Regions from separate parts of the Mus musculus genome. Here region 1 is linked to region 2. Evidence: chromatin loops called from intact Hi-C (ENCODE). Cell type or tissue: gastrocnemius. All regions are shown on one strand. Links, peaks and the distances in the headings refer to the core of each region. The heading gives the core; the rest is flanking DNA.

The links. A loop is a pair of places that touch in the nucleus more often than their neighbours do. Peaks named below come from ENCODE experiments on the same cell type or tissue, not always from the same donor. Only the 100,000 strongest peaks of a DNase experiment are listed, where the experiment ranks them.
Region 1: a loop joins it to region 2, with 4 times the contacts of the local background. A loop is called at or near these places in 23 of 42 quality-filtered maps.

What each region holds. Positions count from the first base shown.
Region 1 is chr16:89,946,785-89,955,439 of GRCm38, reverse strand. The region is part of intron 2 of Tiam1 (T cell lymphoma invasion and metastasis 1); the gene reads left to right. Among named protein-coding and RNA genes, the nearest start is that of Tiam1, 9.7 kb to the left of the region's middle. In gastrocnemius, for the core only: no CTCF peak of the experiment used is centred there; DNase peaks (open chromatin) are centred at 4,433 and 5,014.
Region 2 is chr16:90,163,404-90,172,058 of GRCm38, reverse strand. It overlaps the pseudogene Gm7307. Among named protein-coding and RNA genes, the nearest start is that of Gm10789, 25 kb to the right of the region's middle. In gastrocnemius, for the core only: no CTCF peak of the experiment used is centred there; DNase peaks (open chromatin) are centred at 862 and 4,179.

The DNA of each region.
Region 1 (8,655 bases), core at 312-8,311, 220 kb after region 2:
GTGACCAGTCTGGAGCTTTACCAGAAAGGATCTGGGACTAAAACATGCCTGAGTCACTTAGAGGAGGAAGGCTTCAAAGAGATAACTTTGTTCCTTGGAAGGGTCACACACACATTTCATTAACCCCCTGTGAGGGGGACAGTGGTGTCACTCTAGTTCCCGTTTGCCTTTAGTGGGAGAGAATGATCGTCACCAAGAGGTACTTTTTTGATGGAGCAATGGCTTAGCAGATAAGAACATCTGCTGCTCTTCCAGAGGATGTGAGTTCAATTCCCAGTACCCATGTGGTGGCTCACAGCTGTCCATAATGCTAGTTCCAAGGGATCCCATGTCCTCTTCTGGCCTCTACAGACATCTGGCACACACCTGGTGCAGTTACATACATCTAGGACAAACACTCACACACATAAATAACTTTTTTTAAAGGAACTTTTGAGCAATGTGAACTTCTATATTGTTCTTCCCAGGTTTGCCTGCTGCTCATGAACGTACCCAAGCCCGGGTGGTGGCACATCATGTTTTCGTTTTCCTTTTCTTTTAATGTTAACTTAAGCAGGTTTTGGTAAGATGCTGGTGGGTGCCGCCGGCTTTGAACAAAGTAGGAATCAGAATGGCGGCTGCTTCCTGAGGCCCGACAGACCCCTGCAGCTTCTAAGATTTCCCACCGGCATTCCTGGTCCTGTTGTGGGCCCTGCTTCAACCTGTTCTTCCAGTATTGCAGGTTGCTCCTCCCTGCCAGAATCCAGAGCCAGCCATGGCCACTCCCCTCTGACATGCCCAGCAGCTGCCGGAGAAAGCTCCTTGGGTGTTTTTGTCACACTGTGTGACCCTAATTGGGTTATGTGCTTTTCCCAAGAAGAGGTAGGGATGACATCAGCAACAATTGCCCCTGTGTGGTAATGCACACTGCGTTACCCTTGGGACCCAGTCTCTTTCTGTGGGAGGACTTCTCTGAGAGGCTTTGATCAAGTACTCAGGACTCCCCAAACCCTCATTTCTTCCTTTGTGAGAGCTTTTCCACAGCCAGCACCCAGGTTTCTCCTGTCCCTTCCCCATGGACTTCCTGTGGCCTCTGTTCCTCCATGGCCTTCCATATCATGACTCAGGCGTATGTCAGTTACTTAGAGCAATAAAGCTGGGATATGGCAGAGCTCCACTGCTGCAGACCCTGGGCCCCTTGCTCTACAGTCTGTTTTCCCAACTAAGGTGCCCTGGGGCCTCCTCAACTGTGGGACTGATGGTCATTCTTTCCCTCAAACTCTCCTTTGCAGGAATCACCCTGACTTTGTGGTTTGCTTGAGTGCCTCAGGAGAGGCTGCTCTCCCATCAGTCCTCCAAGACTGTGTCAGAGCATGGTAGCCTTGCTTTCCCGGAGCAATCTTCCCCTAGCTCTCTGCTCAGCCATTGTCACCTCTCTCCAAGGTCAACTACTTCCTGCTGCCTTCCTTCTCCAGGCTCCATTTACTCCCAGTTCCCCAGTGTTGCCTGCCCACCCTTTCCCTTGAATACCTTCCACCCTGAAACTGTGCTGCAAAAAGTTTTTTTTAGTATAGACTAGAGTTTATTTAGGCATGGGAAGGGGAGTTGAGAGGGTAGTAGAGGCAGAGAAAGGCAGAGAAGTAGAGGCCGGCCATGAACACATGGAGAGGGGGGAGGGAGAGAGAATTGGGAGAGGGCAGGAGTGGTGAGGAAGAGCAAGAGAGGAGCAACAGGTTGCTTGTTTGTTTCTTTAAAGAATTATTTTATAAGCCGGGCAGTGGTGGTGCACGCCTTTAATCCCAGCACTTGAGAGGCAAAGGCAGGTGGATTTCTGAGTTCGAGGCCAACCTGGTCTACAAAGTGAGTTCCAGGACAGCTAGGGCTACACAGAGAAACCCTGTTTCAAAAAGCAAAACAAAGTGTACTCACATACATAAAAAATATATATATATATATATAATTTATTTATTTTATGTATGTGAGTACACTGTAGCTGTCTTCACACACACCAGAAGAGGGCATCAGATCCCATTACAGATGATTGTGAGCCACCATGTGGTTGCTGGGATTTGAACTCAGGACCTCTGGAAGAGTAGTCAGTGCTCTTAACCCCTGAGCCATCTCTCCAGCTCCTGTGTTGCAAATCTTTAGGGCTCTTTCCCACCTAAGAAGTCTTTGGAGGTCACCTAAAACCCGCCCAGAGACATCCAGAGCAGTGTAGTTTGTTTCTGAGTTCTTCAGTGAGAGAAACACCGGGGTGAAGGAGCTTGATTAAAGGAGGCCAGGGGCAGACCTGAGGGAGCCTGTGCTTGTCTGAGCTCGCGTGTGTTCACACTGCAGCTGCTCCAGCTGAATGAAGCGATGGATGGATGGATGGATGCATCATCCCTTGGCTGCCAGTGCAGAGCCCAGCCACCCACCTCCAGGGAGCCAAGGCAGGTTTATGTGATGAATAATGTCCATTTGCTCCCAGTGCTCAGGCCTGTGGCTAAGCCTGTTCTGTGGAAATGGGAAGACAATCTTGCCAAGCATCTTGCTCCATCCTCCTGTCTGAAAGATATCAGTTGGAATTCAGTGTGTTGAGTTTTATCTGGTAGCCAGCCATAGTCCACAGCAATCTCGACCACATACCAGACATGCTCTGCCTCTCGGGTGTGTCCTTCATTGTAAGGTAGTGGAAAGATCGCCAGCCAGCCTGGGAGTCAGAAAACCAAAGGAAAGAGATTGCATGCTGGGTACCACAACAGTGCACATCTAATCCCAGCAAAACACACTGCTCTCTGGGAGTTTGAAGCCAGCCTGGTGTACATAGCAGGTTCCAGGCCAGCTAGACTACTTAGTGAGAACCTGTCTTTAAAGAAACAAATAGACTACATACATTGAGCACCTATTGTGTACCTGGCATTCTGCTAAGTGCAGGGCAGGGAGATGAGTTCCAAGATCTTCACTTTGCATCTCAAAACACACAGATGTTCAAGTCCCGATGGCACTGTCTGCCTGTGAAACTATTACACAGTATTATCTAGAGGACAATGACAAACATTTTATCTGTACTTGTGTTGTACAGAGGTATGGTTTTTTTCCTCAAGTGCTTTTAGTCTGCATCTGGTTGGATGTATGGATGCAGAGAGGTAGATACGGGGTCAGGCCATGTGAGCGAACTTCCTATCTGTGCCATGTGAGAGTCTCTTCTTTGAATCCAGAGACAGAACCCACATAGCTGGCTGAACTCATCTCCATTCACTTCTGTCCCCTTGCACACAGACCTTCTGTTCCAAAGAGAAGCAGGGCCTTTGATGATGATGTCACACTGACTCTAGAGAGAAGCAGGGCCTTTGATGATGATGTCACACTGACTCTAGAGAGAAGCAGGGCCTTTGATGATGATGTCACACTGACTCTAGAGAGAAGCAGGGCCTTTGATGATGATGTCACACTGACTCTAGAGAGAAGCAGGGCCTTTGATGATGATGTCACACTGACTCTAGAGAGAAGCAGGGCCTTTGATGATGATGTCACACTGACTCTAGAGAGAAGCAGGGCCTTTGATGATGATGTCACACTGACTCTAGAGAGAAGCAGGGCCTTTGATGATGATGTCACACTGACTCTAGAGAGAAGCAGGGCCTTTGATGATGATGTCACACTGGCTCTAGAGAGAAGCAGGGCCTTTGATGATGATGTCACACTGACTCTAGAGAGAAGCAGGGCCTTTGATGATGATGTCACACTGACTCTAGAGAGAAGCAGGGCCTTTGATGATGATGTCACACTGACTCTAGAGAGAAGCAGGGCCTTTGATGATGATGTCACACTGGCTCTAGAGAGAAGCAGGGCCTTTGATGATGATGTCACACTGACTCTAGAGAGAAGCAGGGCCTTTGATGATGATGTCACACTGACTCTAGAGAGAAGCAGGGCCTTTGATGATGATGTCACACTGGCTCTAGAGAGAAGCAGGGCCTTTGATGATGATGTCACACTGACTAGAGAGGAGCAGAGCCTTTGATGTCACATCCACTCTGGAGAGAAGGAGGCCTTTGTTGATGATGTCACACTGACTGGAACTTAGTGTTTGGCTCTGTCCTGACAAGGTCTTTAGTGTTTTGTGAATTGGGTAAAGTAAGTGATACTTGAAACACCATGACTGGGACTGTCTCGGGAAGTGGGTAGATGATATTTGGAAAACTGTGGAATTAGGAATCTTGCCTTAGTTTTAGATATTTGTCCACGGGGCTCTTTGAGTTCCCCCAGATAAGTCACATCGCGCTCTAGTCATTTTAAGGAGTAGGAGGCCATCTGGATGGAAGGCCCTGGGTGGCGGGTGGCGTCGGTCTGTGGTTTATACGGTTAAGGGGGTTGGAGCTTTGGGACACTTCCTCTGGCTCAACTCTCTCCTGCCCACATGGCATAAACATTGGCGTGGCAGGGACAGATGGCCATCCCGGAGCTCCTTTGATGTTACATTTGGTTGCCTAGGTGGGGGTAGAGTGGTTGCTGCCAGTCTCTGTGGGATGAGGAGAGGCTGCCTGGGAAATACCCACTTGACAGTGGGTAAACAGAAGGAAAACTCCACAATAGCTGGGTGCTCTGGTTCGTGTGTTCAGTCCAGACAGCAGTGGAATGGGACTTACATAAGTGTTTAGCTTGGGAAGGGGCCAGAGAGCACAGGCCTTAGTTGATGCGCTGTAGAGTTTGATTTTCTCACTGAATGAATGAACCAGAGCGGGGGTAGGTGAGGGACTGCTTGTCATTGCTTTCATGATTTGGAAAGAAAAGAATCTCCCCCAGAAACCTGGGTTGGGCTCAGGGGAGGGCACCTGAGATCCCAGGTAATGAGTGGAGAGCAGAGGCCTGGTTAGAAGTGTGGTTTCCAGATGATTAAACAGTATTAATCTGTGAAATGAGGGCCAGAAGCTTTGATGGAAAAAGGAAGGGCTGTGATGGAGAAGAGAAACCAGACAGGGAGGGCGTGTAATGTCAGAATGCCGAGAGAAGCAGTTGACAGAGACTGAATGTCCGATGGCCTTACAGGAGAGGGCACAGTAGAGGATGCTGCCACTGGCTGCTTGCAAGCCAACTGCGGCCTCTGGCCATGGTGGAAAAAGCAAGCCTCTGACAGGGCCTGTGATTCTAGCTTTGGGCTAAGAACTATTACTTTTCTAATGTGTTTACAGAAGTCCACCGGGTCAAACCATGCTCGTGCATTCAGCATGTTTGCCGTTCTTCATAGTACATTTTTTTGAGTGGGTTGAAATTTTGGGCGAGTCCCATTTATTCTTTTAAGATATCACTTGTTATATGGTTGGGGGTGTGGCCTTCGGAGGTGCCCTCGGGAGATTCAGTGGTATGTGATGTACAGCTCCCGCTTTGTCTGGGATGGGGTGAGCGAACCAGCGAACTGTGATGCCTGAAGACAGTGCGGGTGGGGGGAGTAACTAAGGATGTTGTTATGTTCAGGGTCTATCTGTAAGATAATTGCCCCAGGATTAGGATGGTTTAGCTTAGACTCTTCAGTTTTTACAAGGAAGTAGACCACATTGGAATTGTGAATTTGGGGCTTCCATGAGATGGGGTTACACACCAATTATGTGCATAGCACACTGATGAATGACACACAGCTCACTATCAGTCACCCAGTCATCAGGGAAGCACGCCAGTGCTCTACAGTGGTCCACAGTGCTCAGCAGCGCTGAATCCTGAGGTTTAGTAGGTCAGGTATAAGAGGTGCGTTTTTTTTTTTTTTTTACTTAAGGTGATGGGTTTAATTGGGAAGTTAGTCCATTATAAATTGGGAATGAGACTGGCTTAACTTGATTTATTGATTATTTTCAGTGGCCCCCATTTCCCTACAAATGATAAGGACTTTATTCTTATTTATGAATGAAAAGAAGCCTGTTTGTGTTGATACCATATCTTAAAAATCCATTCTTCTGTTGTTGGACATGCAGGTCCAGCCAGTGGGCTTTCTGTTTCTGTCTCTGAAGTGACCTTCAGGGACATAGGCTTGGGGGTTTTGCTGCACAGCTCTCTGGTAGTGCTGTGAGCATTTTCTCCTGGTATTCCAGTGTTTCTGTTGGTTTCGCCAGAAGTTGCTCTTCAGGGCAGAGTGGTCTGTCTGTCTTTCTTTCTTTCTTTCTTTCTTTCTTTCTTTCTTTCTTTCTTTCCTGTGTTAGACGATTCCATGCAGATATGCGATGGATCCTGATCCACCCCTCCCCCTTCCTTCCTCTGCCAGCCTCTCCTCCTGTCTAGGTCCCTCTCCTTGTTCACGTCTTTTTGTTTTATGATACGCTTAGTTATTTACTTTTAGGTAAAATGATTGCTCTTCTTTGCTGAGTGGGGTTTCCTTGTGACATGTGGAAAGGAGTAATCCATAGTCAGGAAAAGCCAAGAGACTCCATGTTTCCTCCTGCACACTTGCTGCCTCTGATTTTGACCAGCTAGTTGGTAGGATGAAAGTCTCACCCTCTAGAGTTTTCTCCTAACATGGGGGATGTTAGGAGATGTATTTTTGGCTTATGAGTTGGGGTTAATGGTAGAGGCAGAATTGCTCTTTGAGAACAGCGTAAGTTACATAGTGAGCTGAAAACCCATTTGACCTTACAAGAAAGCCAACAAAAAAGCCATTCATTTCCTAAGGCTTGCATGTCCATATATATCTAATGTCCTTACATAATTCTACATATATATGGACATTAATGTGTCAAGACACAGCCTTGGCTTGATCTTATTTATTTATTTTAGATTTATTTATTTATTATATGTAAGTACACTGTAGCTGTCTTCAGACACACCAGAAGAGTGTGTCAGATCTCATTCCAGATGGTTGTGAGCCACCATGTGGTTGCTAGGATTCGAACTCAGGACCTCTGGAGAGTAGTTGGTGCTCTTAACCACTGAGCCATCTCTCCAGCCCCTATCTTATGTTTTTTTTTTTTTTTTTTTTTTTTAATTTATCCATCATACTCAGGCTCTGTGACTGCACTTTACATGTGTTTGTGTGTGTTTGTGAGTGTGTCTGTGTATGTGTCTGTGTATGTGTGTGTGTGTGTGTGTGTGTGTGTGTGTGTGTGTATGGTGTTTAAAATGTTGAGTCCTTTTCCTTCCCTTCCTTTCTGCTCTGGGTTTCATGTAGGTTGAAAAATGCAAACTACAGAAAACACAGGATCTGGAAGTAATTTTCATCAGGAGAGAAATTACCCAAATGGGGAAAGACACTATTTTGTTGCTTGCCAGCTGAGGGGAACACAAGAGTGGATAACTTGCTTTCCTTCAGTAATTGGGTACATTATACAAGGCTAACAATTTCACTGGGACTTGGCAGTTGAAAGAAAGCAAGAGGCAGGCCCAGGTGTTCCCTGGTCCCCTCTCCTTGAGAGTATGTGGAGGTAGAGGTAGCATTCAGATCACCGGCTTCCTATTTCTGTCACTCGAATGACAGTGATTGCTGCAGATGGGGCTCATGCCACCACCAGGGTCTGCCACCTAGACAGGGATGTGTGAGTCAGCCCAGGGCTGTGGACTCTAGGAAACAGACTGGAGAACTCTCCTGTCTGGTGCTAGCCTTTCCTAGGGCACAGGACAGTTAGGAACAAGGCCTTCTGACGCCTCACATTGGGATTATCAGTTTGTTTCCCATGCCGCCATCTTCCTTCATGTTGCTCCTGATCCTGGCTGTGACTAATGGTCACAAAACAATTCAGTCTGAGCCCTTCTGTCTATTGTAAGGTGAAGTTCACTTTTCCCGCAACTTTGGCCCGTGTGACCCGAGTAGCCTGTGTCTCAGAGTATCTACCTAACTACCATCTACCTGTCTATCTACCTATCTATTCTCTATCTATCTATCTATCTATCTATCTATCTATTATCTACCTATCTATCTATCTACCAACCATCCATTGATCTATTATTTTTGATGTTGGATGGGATGACCCCATGGCCTATGGGTGCTGGGTAAATGCTTTACTGCTGAACTGCAGCCTGGGCCTGATTCGTGTGGCTTTTGTTTAATCACGTTTGCAGGGAGCTGTTGAGGTATAGTTGGTTACTTCCCTAACTGTTTTCTGGACCCAGTTCCAGAGGTTTCCAGGTGTCTCTGCTTGAGAATTTGCTCTCATCTCTGCTGGCCACCTGGTGGTGTGTTTGAAGGGACACCGTCACTCGCCTTTCAACACTGCCTCTGTTCGTTCCTGTGTTCAGGTCACGTGCAGGGGAATGGATGCTTGAGTTCTGTAGATGCATTGAATTTAATCGGTACCAAAGGAAAGATCTGCGTCTCACGTCACATTTAGGGTTTATAAATCTATTTGAAGTGCTTGGGTAAAGGCATCATGTATTCATCTGTGTGTAAAACTAAAACCAGACTCATTGCCAAGTTTAATTTGTCAAGTGTTCTTAGAAAGAGGCAGCTCTCTAGAGAGTGTGAAGCTCATTTTGAAGCGCAGTGAGATCGTTCCTTGCATTTCTCTCTTTGTGCATGCTTCCCGTACCAAACACTCTGCAAAACCACCCCGTGCATGCGGTTCACGGCGGCTTTACTTAGAATTGCCCAAACTGGGAGGAGACCAGGATGTCTTTCTGTAGGTGGGCGCCTACTCCATATGATAGAGTATTATACAGTGCTAAAAAAAATGAGCAAGCCATGAAAAGACGTAGAAGAACCTTAGCTTCGGC
Region 2 (8,655 bases), core at 388-8,387:
TGGAACAACAATATGAACTAATGAGTATCCCCAGAACTTGTGTCTCTAGCTGCATATGTAGCAGAAAATGGCTTAGTTGGCCATCATTGGGAAGAGAGGCCCCTTGGTCTTGCAAATTTTATATGCACCAGTACAGGGGAACGCCAGGGCCAAGAAGAGGGAGTGGGTGGGGAGGGGAGCAGAGCAGAGGGAGGGTATAGGGGACTTTTGGGATAGCATTTGAAATGTAAATGAAGAAAATATCTAATAAAAAAAATTAAAAAAAAAAAAGAAAGCAGAGCTTCAAATTCGAGTTTCTGAGGGCCCGGATACAGTCAGTGCAGTTGAGGTGTCTCTGCAGACACTGTTGGACTCCCCCTTTGTACCCACAGAGTCCACAGAGATGTGATGGGCAACCTGGATTGTCCACGTGACAGGATTTAGCATCACCATGGAAACACCTCAGCACCTCTCTGAGGGAGTTTCAGGATTAGATTAATTAGGTGATGCGAGCTCACCCTATATCTGGGCAGCAGCATTCCGAGGAGGGCCGATTATCCCACTCAGTATAAAGGAAACAGCGAGCTGAACACCAGCATTCATTCTGCAGTGCTTGGCGACTGTGGAGACAAGGTGACCACTTGTCTCAGGGTCCTAGTGCTGCGACTTCCCGAACCAAACTGACGTAAATGCTTAACGTAAACTGCTTTTATCGGGGGTTGGTTTGTTTGTTTGTTTAGTTTTGTTTTTTGGGGGGTTTGTGGGTTGTTTTTTTTTTTTTTTGAGTAATAAGAAAAGTAATGAGTACAAAGCTAACCAGGTTTACTTCCTGGCTTACTTCCTGGCTTAGTGCCTTCTGAACTGAGTGTCCGAGCCAAGATGGGGAACTGCAGTTCCTTTGGCTTGCAGTGAGTGATCTCGCCAGATGGTACCATCCGCACCTACCACTTCCCAAGAGACAATGTGGCCCTCAGAGTTTGAGAGAAAACATTAGCTTCCTTTTTAAAAAAATTTTTAATATATATTTTTATGAGTACACTGCAGCTGTCTTCAGGCACACACCATAAGAGGGCACCAGATCCTATTACAGATGGTTGTGAGGCACCATGTAGTTGCTGGGATTTGAACTCAGGACCTCTGGAAGAGCAGCCAGTGCTCTTAACTGCTGAGCCATCTCTCCACCAGCCCAAATGTTAGCTTCTTATTTAACAATATACACATGGGTGGGGCATCCGGAGGGCCCTTGAGACCAAGGATGATAATGATTCAGGTTGACCTTCTAGAAACAACTTGGTGACAGGCAAGAACCAAATCCCATCAGCTGAAAATAAAAAGATACATATTTTTTAAAAGAAAATACAAATAAAAAGCATAGAAAGACAAGTTACAGCTTAGAGTGCAAAATCCACTCTGAATTTAGAGCTGAAACAGGAGTCCAAGACATGAATATCTACTAGGTACTTGGACTGTTTGTGTGTCTGATTCCCCCAGCAGCGAAGCAGATGTGCCTGCATTGTGTAGAAGAGTTTGGGGCAGAGATATACTTTAGATATACTTTAGCTTTCCAGCAGGTCTGGTGAGTGCATTAGCTCTGTGCTGACATGTCTGTGTGGGGCTGGGAAGACCCATCCCAGATTCCTCCGTGCTGTTAGGAACATGAGCTGTTAAGTGTAGCTGCGAACAGTACACAGAACATAAGAAAACAGGCTGGAGAGGCAGCTGCCAAACCTCACAGAACCCTGAAGCCCAGGTTCACTCACTTTAGCTTTTCCAAGGACACCGGCCAGTCCTTGCAGAATTCCAGGAAGCAGATAAGTTGCCTGGTTGAAGCTCCTTTCTCCTAGCTCTGGACCAACGCTATCAGCCATAATTAATGGGAAGTAGCTAATTTCATCAGTCTTTTTTTTTTTTTTTTTTTTTTTTTTTTGTAGGCACGGTTTTCTAACCAAAATACACCCTGAGCATTGTTCAGCTCAGCGTTGCTATGAGACAGCGGCTATTTATTCCTCCGTTTTGTTTTCCTAAGACTCTTACGTAGCTCTGGTGACGGCACTTCCCAGAGCTGCACCATCTCTCCTCTTATCTCTTATTTTAGAAAGGTAACCATAAGTCCCCCATCAATTGTAGGATGTGGCCGGTAGACATCAGAGTATCAGATGGGGAAGGAGACGTCAGAGGAGCTACCCTCAGGAGGGTAGAGGTCCTTTCAACTATGTAATTATCTGTTTTAATCTGATGCAATGGTATAAAGAACCAAAGATGGCCAAGGTCTCTCTGACTGGTGACCCATTGGATACCCTGTGTAAGCAGTTACCTCTAGGAACAGTAAAAACATAGTTTTAGAGTACCCATGTTATTGGCATTGTCATCTGTCAGTACTATGATGCACGTCCCCCTCGCAGTGCAGGGATGCACAGCTCTTGGTTTTGCCTGCTGCCATATGTTTTGGATGTGAAAAGTCTCCTATAGGCTCCTGTGCTCCAACATTTGGTCCTCAGCTAGGGATACTGTTCCGGGAAGTTGTAAAACCTTTTTTCCCTTTCCTTTCCTTTCCTTTCCTTTCCTTTCCTTTCCTTTCCTTTCCTTTCCTTTCCTTTCCTTTCCTTTCCTTTCCTTTCTTCTTTCTTTCTTTCTTTCTTTCTTTCTTTCTTTCTTTCTTTCTTTCTTTCTTTCTTTCTTTCTTTTTTCTCTCTTTCTTTCTTTCTTTCTTTCTTTCTTTCTTTCTTTCTTTCTTCCTTTCTTTCTGACATGGGGCTTAGTTGGCAGAGATATGGCTACAGGGTCATATGGTCATACGGTCAAGGCTTATGGGTTCTCTATCTCTGTGCCTCCTGATGATTGACATGTGAGGAAGCAGGTTCACACTCCTCTCCCATGGGCCTGGCCTCACAGCGGCAGCTTTCCTGCCACCATGGTGCTCACTCTCGAGCCATGAGCTAGTACAATCCTTCCTCCCTCACATCATTACTTGCCAGTATTTGGTCGTTGATACCCTTGCCCTGTCATCCTTTTCTTCATTTTTAGTTGTAGCAGATCTGTTTTCTTCGGGAGATCCACTAGTCTCCAGGGAGAAGAGCTGAGATCTGAAGTCTACTCAAGCTGAGGCAAATAGATGCTTGGATTGGCTACCCAAGAAAGGCTAAATGTTTTTTTGCTCTAAAGGTGTTGTCCTGGAAACACCAGCTTCCTGGATTCCCTGATGGCCTGATTTCCTGTTCTGTTTGAGAACTTGTGGCGCAGCTTATATTTTTCTTCTGTAACGTACCACTGAATTCAACTGATAAACTTCATTTGTGTAATGTTTTGCTTGAACAACTCAAAGTTCACTGCTATGTGAATAAAGGATTGCTTAGAGCCACTTCAGAACGAAAAGTCCTGAGGGTGAGGCGGATGCTCTGTGATGGGGAGGCCTGCTTCCTCATCATTTCCTTGTGAACCTGTACATTTTCCCTGTGAGAGGAAAAATGTGTTCAGTAGAGTAAGTAGGAAATAGGGTTTTAACAAAGAGAAACAGTGTATGTGGGAGAGGAGAGCTAGACTCTGTGTACCTGGAAAGTATGTACCAAAGGGCTTGGGCCAGGGAGAGCCTGACTCTGTGTACCTGGAAAGTATGTACCAAAGGGCTTGGGCCGGCACAGTAGAACCCTTTGAGAGGTCTTGAAATCCTTTCTGTGATGTACCTTCTTCTTTCCACACCTAGTCACTTTCTGTAGTCCAAACACATCTATTTTAGAGACATAGCTGTCATGTAGTCCAGGCTGGCCTTAGGTTTGCTAAGTAGCTGAGGTTGGCCTTGAACATCCAATTCCTGATCCTCCTATGCCACCATTTCCAGCTAGAAGATTTGTCTGTTCTTTCTTTCTTAAACGTTTATTTTTGAGGTCATATATCCATTTGTTTCCTTGACTGGCCTTGAACTTGTGGCCCTCCTACCTCTGCTTCCCAAGTGCTGGCATGATAAGAATTCACCATTGTACCACCCAACTTAAAAGTCACAGATTACTAGAGTCTGCTCTGAGAGCTCCAGGGAAGGTCTCATTAGAACGCAGAGACTATATGTACATTTCCACAAGGTCCCGGTGATGTCCAAATTCCTGGTCCCGAGGAACACAATGTGCATGAAAATCGGTCCAGTTTTCTCCTGTTCATCACAAAAAGGGATTTCCAAGCTTAGCACCCTTGTAATACCAGTATATGCCAGCAGGTGTCAGCAGTGCACTCTGAGAGGCACGTTAGACGCTGTTCCTTTAGGACCCTAGATATGTTTCCAAAACGGAGACAGCGGAGTGGACTCCTGCCCAGTACTTTCACAGTCTTTGTTCTTTATGATTTTGAAAGCATTTGTTCACGTCTTGCTGGAAATGTGGCTCTTGGGGTTTTGTTATTGTTCATTCGGTTTGGCCTTTGGCTTTTTACACAGGATTTTGTGCAGCCCAGGCTGGACTACTGGACTAACACCTCCTGAATCTTTTGCTTTCACGCCTCAAGTACTGGGATTACAGCACTGTCAGGGCTCAGTTTTCAGATGGCGTTTTCACACATTTTCTTTGTCTTTCTTTTAGAATTTACTTTTATTTTAAAGTGTGTGTGTGTGTGTGTGTGTGTGTGTGCTCGCAGTGCGGCCTCTCACACATACATAAGCCCAGATGCCTGAGGAGTCCAGAGCTAAAGTCATAGGTCGATGCTGGGAACCAAACTCGAGTCCTCTGCAAGAAGAGTAATCAATCACTCAACTGCTAAGTCAGCTCCCCTGCCCTTTACGCATTTTCTTACTTCCAGAGGAGTCTTTGTTTCTGTCAACTCTCCCATTTTACAGGTGAGAAAGTAAAGGTACAGAAAGAATACAGTGACTTGTCTAATACATTGAAGCTGGAGGAGGGAGAGGGAGTCAACACTGGGCGTTTATGCAAAATGCCCCAGTTCGGAAAGAAAGGAAAACACTGCTCCAGGATTTTATTTTATTTTATTTTATTTTATTTGCATTAAGCTTTGTTCTTCTTAGCAAAACTAAAAGCTAGATAAGCATTCTGGGTACTCCCTGGTTCTGATTAAATGCTACTCCTGGTTCTGACAGAACTTCTGTGGGATACATTGTCTATCTTAGATAAAATCTAAGAGAGTCACACGTTCTACCACCACGGTAACTAAGGAATCCCTCTCCAGCACTTGACACCAAAGCCCCCTCCCTGGATCTGTTAGAAGCTGGTGAGGAGGAAAGAAATTGGAGCGTATCAGGTTAAACAAAGGTTTGTCTGTGCCTGGGTGTAGGGGTGTCCAGGAGACTTGATGTCCCATCTTCTGGAACTCCTCGGTTTGTGCAGCCTCAGCCACGTTGTCCCCTGTCCCTCCCAGTCCTCTGCCCCCATCAAAGGGGGCACAAAGAGGCCAGTGTCATCGTGGAGGCCAAGCAGAGTGGATTTGCTGACAGACCTCAGGGGAGAGAGAGCTGTGAATGATGGCTACTGCCCCTTCTGGCTCCAGAAACCTCACAACTGGAGTGTTTTCCACAGTGCTCATGTGGGGGCCTCAGTACGGAGAACTAGATTAAACGATATTACTGTGGTCAAACAAATCTGAGAAGTGTTGGTTTCAATGAAGTGAAATGAATTCTCTTTCTGCAGCAGGGCTTCTCAGAGCTGCTGGGCTGGGCTGGGGAGTGAACTGTGCCTCCCTTCGTGAGATTGAATAACGTTCGTCTGTGCTTGGAACACCTGACACAGAACCCTGGAAAATCGGAGTAGTTCATCTTTCTCTGAGGACTGCGCAGGCTTCATGATCATGTGACCAGAGCAGTTGCACAGGGTCCCGCAGTGGCACCTGTGTTTAATACGGTGCCATCACCACCTTGGATTCTTTGTTATCATAAGTATTGTTTTCTTGGGACACTGTCTCATGATGAAGCCTACTGTGACCTCAAGCTCACAATCTTCCTACAGTAACCTGTATATGGGCTGGAGAGGTGGCTCAGCGGTTAAGAGCGCTGGCTGCTCTTCAGAGGTCTTGAGTTCAAATCCCAGTCAACCACATGGTGGCTCACAACCATCTGTAATGGGATCTGATGCCCTCTTCTGGTGTGTCTGAAGACAGCTACAGTGTACTTATAATAAACAAACAAACAAACAAACAAACAAATAAAAACACCACCACCAACAACAAAAAATATCTGTACCGTGCTGGGATCACAGGTCTATGCCATCCTGTTTGAAACCTGTGAGGTTTGAACACGGGACCTTGCGTTTTGATTCTGTACTGGGTTGTGTAGTTTAGCTGGCCCTGCTCAGGGGTATGGGAAGAACAGATGGAGCCCAGAGAAGGGAGGGCCCCTGGTTGTTTCTCCTTTTGTTCCAGCGTCTTCTCTCCCTGCTTACTCTCTCCTGTTCTTACATTGTTTCTCTTTGTTGCGCCCTCCATTGTCTCCCCCACCCCCACCCCTTTACTCCTTTGTCTTCCACCTGTGGCCAACCAGTCCCAGAAAGGATTTAAGAAGCAGATGATTCAGCCTGACCTTGGGGTCCTCAGCCACCACCCTCCTGTTTAACCTTGCTCCATTTTCTAATGCATCTTCTTTTTTATCCCTAAAGGTTTTTTTTTGGGGGGGGGGGTGTTTTGTTTTGTTTTTTGAGACAGGGTTTCTCTGTATAGCATTGGCTGTCCTGGAACTACATTGTAGACCAGGCTGGCCTTGAACTCTCGGAGATCCACAAGCCTCTGCCTCCTGAGTGCTGGGATTAAAGTCATGTGCCACTGTGCCCAGTAGAAGATTTTTATTTTTTTTTTTAAGTGCGTGTGTGCACGCACGTGTGCACGCACGTGCATGCGTAGTGCCAGCAGAGGTCAGAGGCGTTGGATCCTCCAGTTATAGGTGATTGTGAGCCACCCAGTGTGGGTCTTGTGCAAGAGCAGAGCAGTCTGTGCTCTTAACGACCCACGCTATCTCTCCAGCCCACACCTTGCCTTTGTTAATACTCATGTTGGCACCAAGAGAAACACATTTCAAAACACTGTATGGGATAAAAGAAGATGTATTGGCTCTTTGCAACCGCAGCATATGGATGGGTGGAAACTACTGCAGGTAGAGCTGGATTCAGGATTCCAAGTGATTCTCTTCGAGCCCCTTTCCTCTGAGATCCCCACTGCTGTGGGATCTGTTATCTGGCCAGATCTTTCCTCGGGAAGTCTGAGATGGTGTCATTTGAAGACAAGAATGAATGTCCTTCAGTCCTTGGGTTACACAGCAAAACTGGAGGGGAAATTCAGAATGACCTAGTTTATGCACTTGCCCCTGGAGTGCCCTGGAGTGAGTGGGTCATGTGCCAGACTGTGTGGTCCAGTGATGATGGCTGTGGTGAGGACTCCAGCAACGCCACTTAGGGGAGCTGTCTGTGGACAACAGGCTTCTAGCACTAGCAGAATGGAGAGACTGTGTCCTACAGAGGGAAAAAGCAAGTCCTGGCGACAGACCGAACCTCCTTTGTCTTCTTCCACGACAGTCCTCCTTGCACACTCGTGCCGTGGTTGGGCTAGCCTCTGTGCACTGCAATCGCTAGCCTCCTTCTTTCCCTAAAGTGCACCCAGCCCCTCAGGCTGAGCTATAATGGATGCTCACAAAGTCCTGAGTTTGTTTTTCAGAATTCCACAAGTACTGTATTTACATAATTTCCACCCTCCTTCTCCCCTTGTTGGCCTCATGACCTATTCTTCTATATAATTATTATTGTTTCTCTCCCAACACACACCCCGGAGTCCGTTCAGTTGTTGTTCTGGGTAAATAGTTACAGCTGCTCTCTTGGGAGTACACAACCCCTCCGAGGACCTGGCCTTGACTGGTTTTCCTTTCTAAGCTCTCTGTAGCTCTTCATCCAGGGGAAAGCCATGTGAGATTTTCTCCATCCACCTTGACTGTCAACTATGTGATCACTATGCAGGGCTTTGTTTAGGTGACCATACTGTTGAGATGTCTTAGGTAGAGCTTTCTGTTCCTACATGGAAGACAGCCTCCAGCCAATGTCCTGGTCCTCTGGCCTTTACAGTCTCTCTGACCCTTCTTCTATGATGTCCCCTGGTCTCAGAACAGGCTGTGTTAGAGGTTTGTTAGCTGGTGATGGATACTGTGATCATTGACCGGCTTGGGTCTCTGTAGTAGCCTCCATCTCCTGCAAACAGAAGCTTTTTTGATGAGGGGTGAGAACGTCACTCAACCGGCCGGCTCCCACTCTTGTGGAAGCCAGGGCTGCTGGGGGAGGGGGACTCCATGGAATTGTCGGGGGAACGATGGAACTCTGAGGAGGTTTCATGAGAATGGCAGGTCTTTGGTTGAGCTAAAGTGAGTCAGCTCTATCCCAGCCTTTGATTGCCCAGCTTTCACGGCAGACTTTGCCAGCCTAGGTTTGTTAGACACACACTTGAAAGGTATTGACTTCCTAGTGGCTTTCAGTTCACCTGGAGGTCCTGAGGCCACTTGGTGCAGAGCAGAGGAGGGAGCCCCTTGGAGGTGAGGATTCCTCCTACTTGAGAGTGAGCTGCTCAAAGAGACACTTGTCCGGAGATGGCGGGGCACGCACGCCAGTCTGTGTTGGCTGAGGTGCAGCCAGCCTGTGGATGCTGGCCAGGTGGCCGCCCATCTTCTTGATGAGCTTCACCTCCTCACCCAGGAAGTGGTTTTCTAAGAGGTCACAG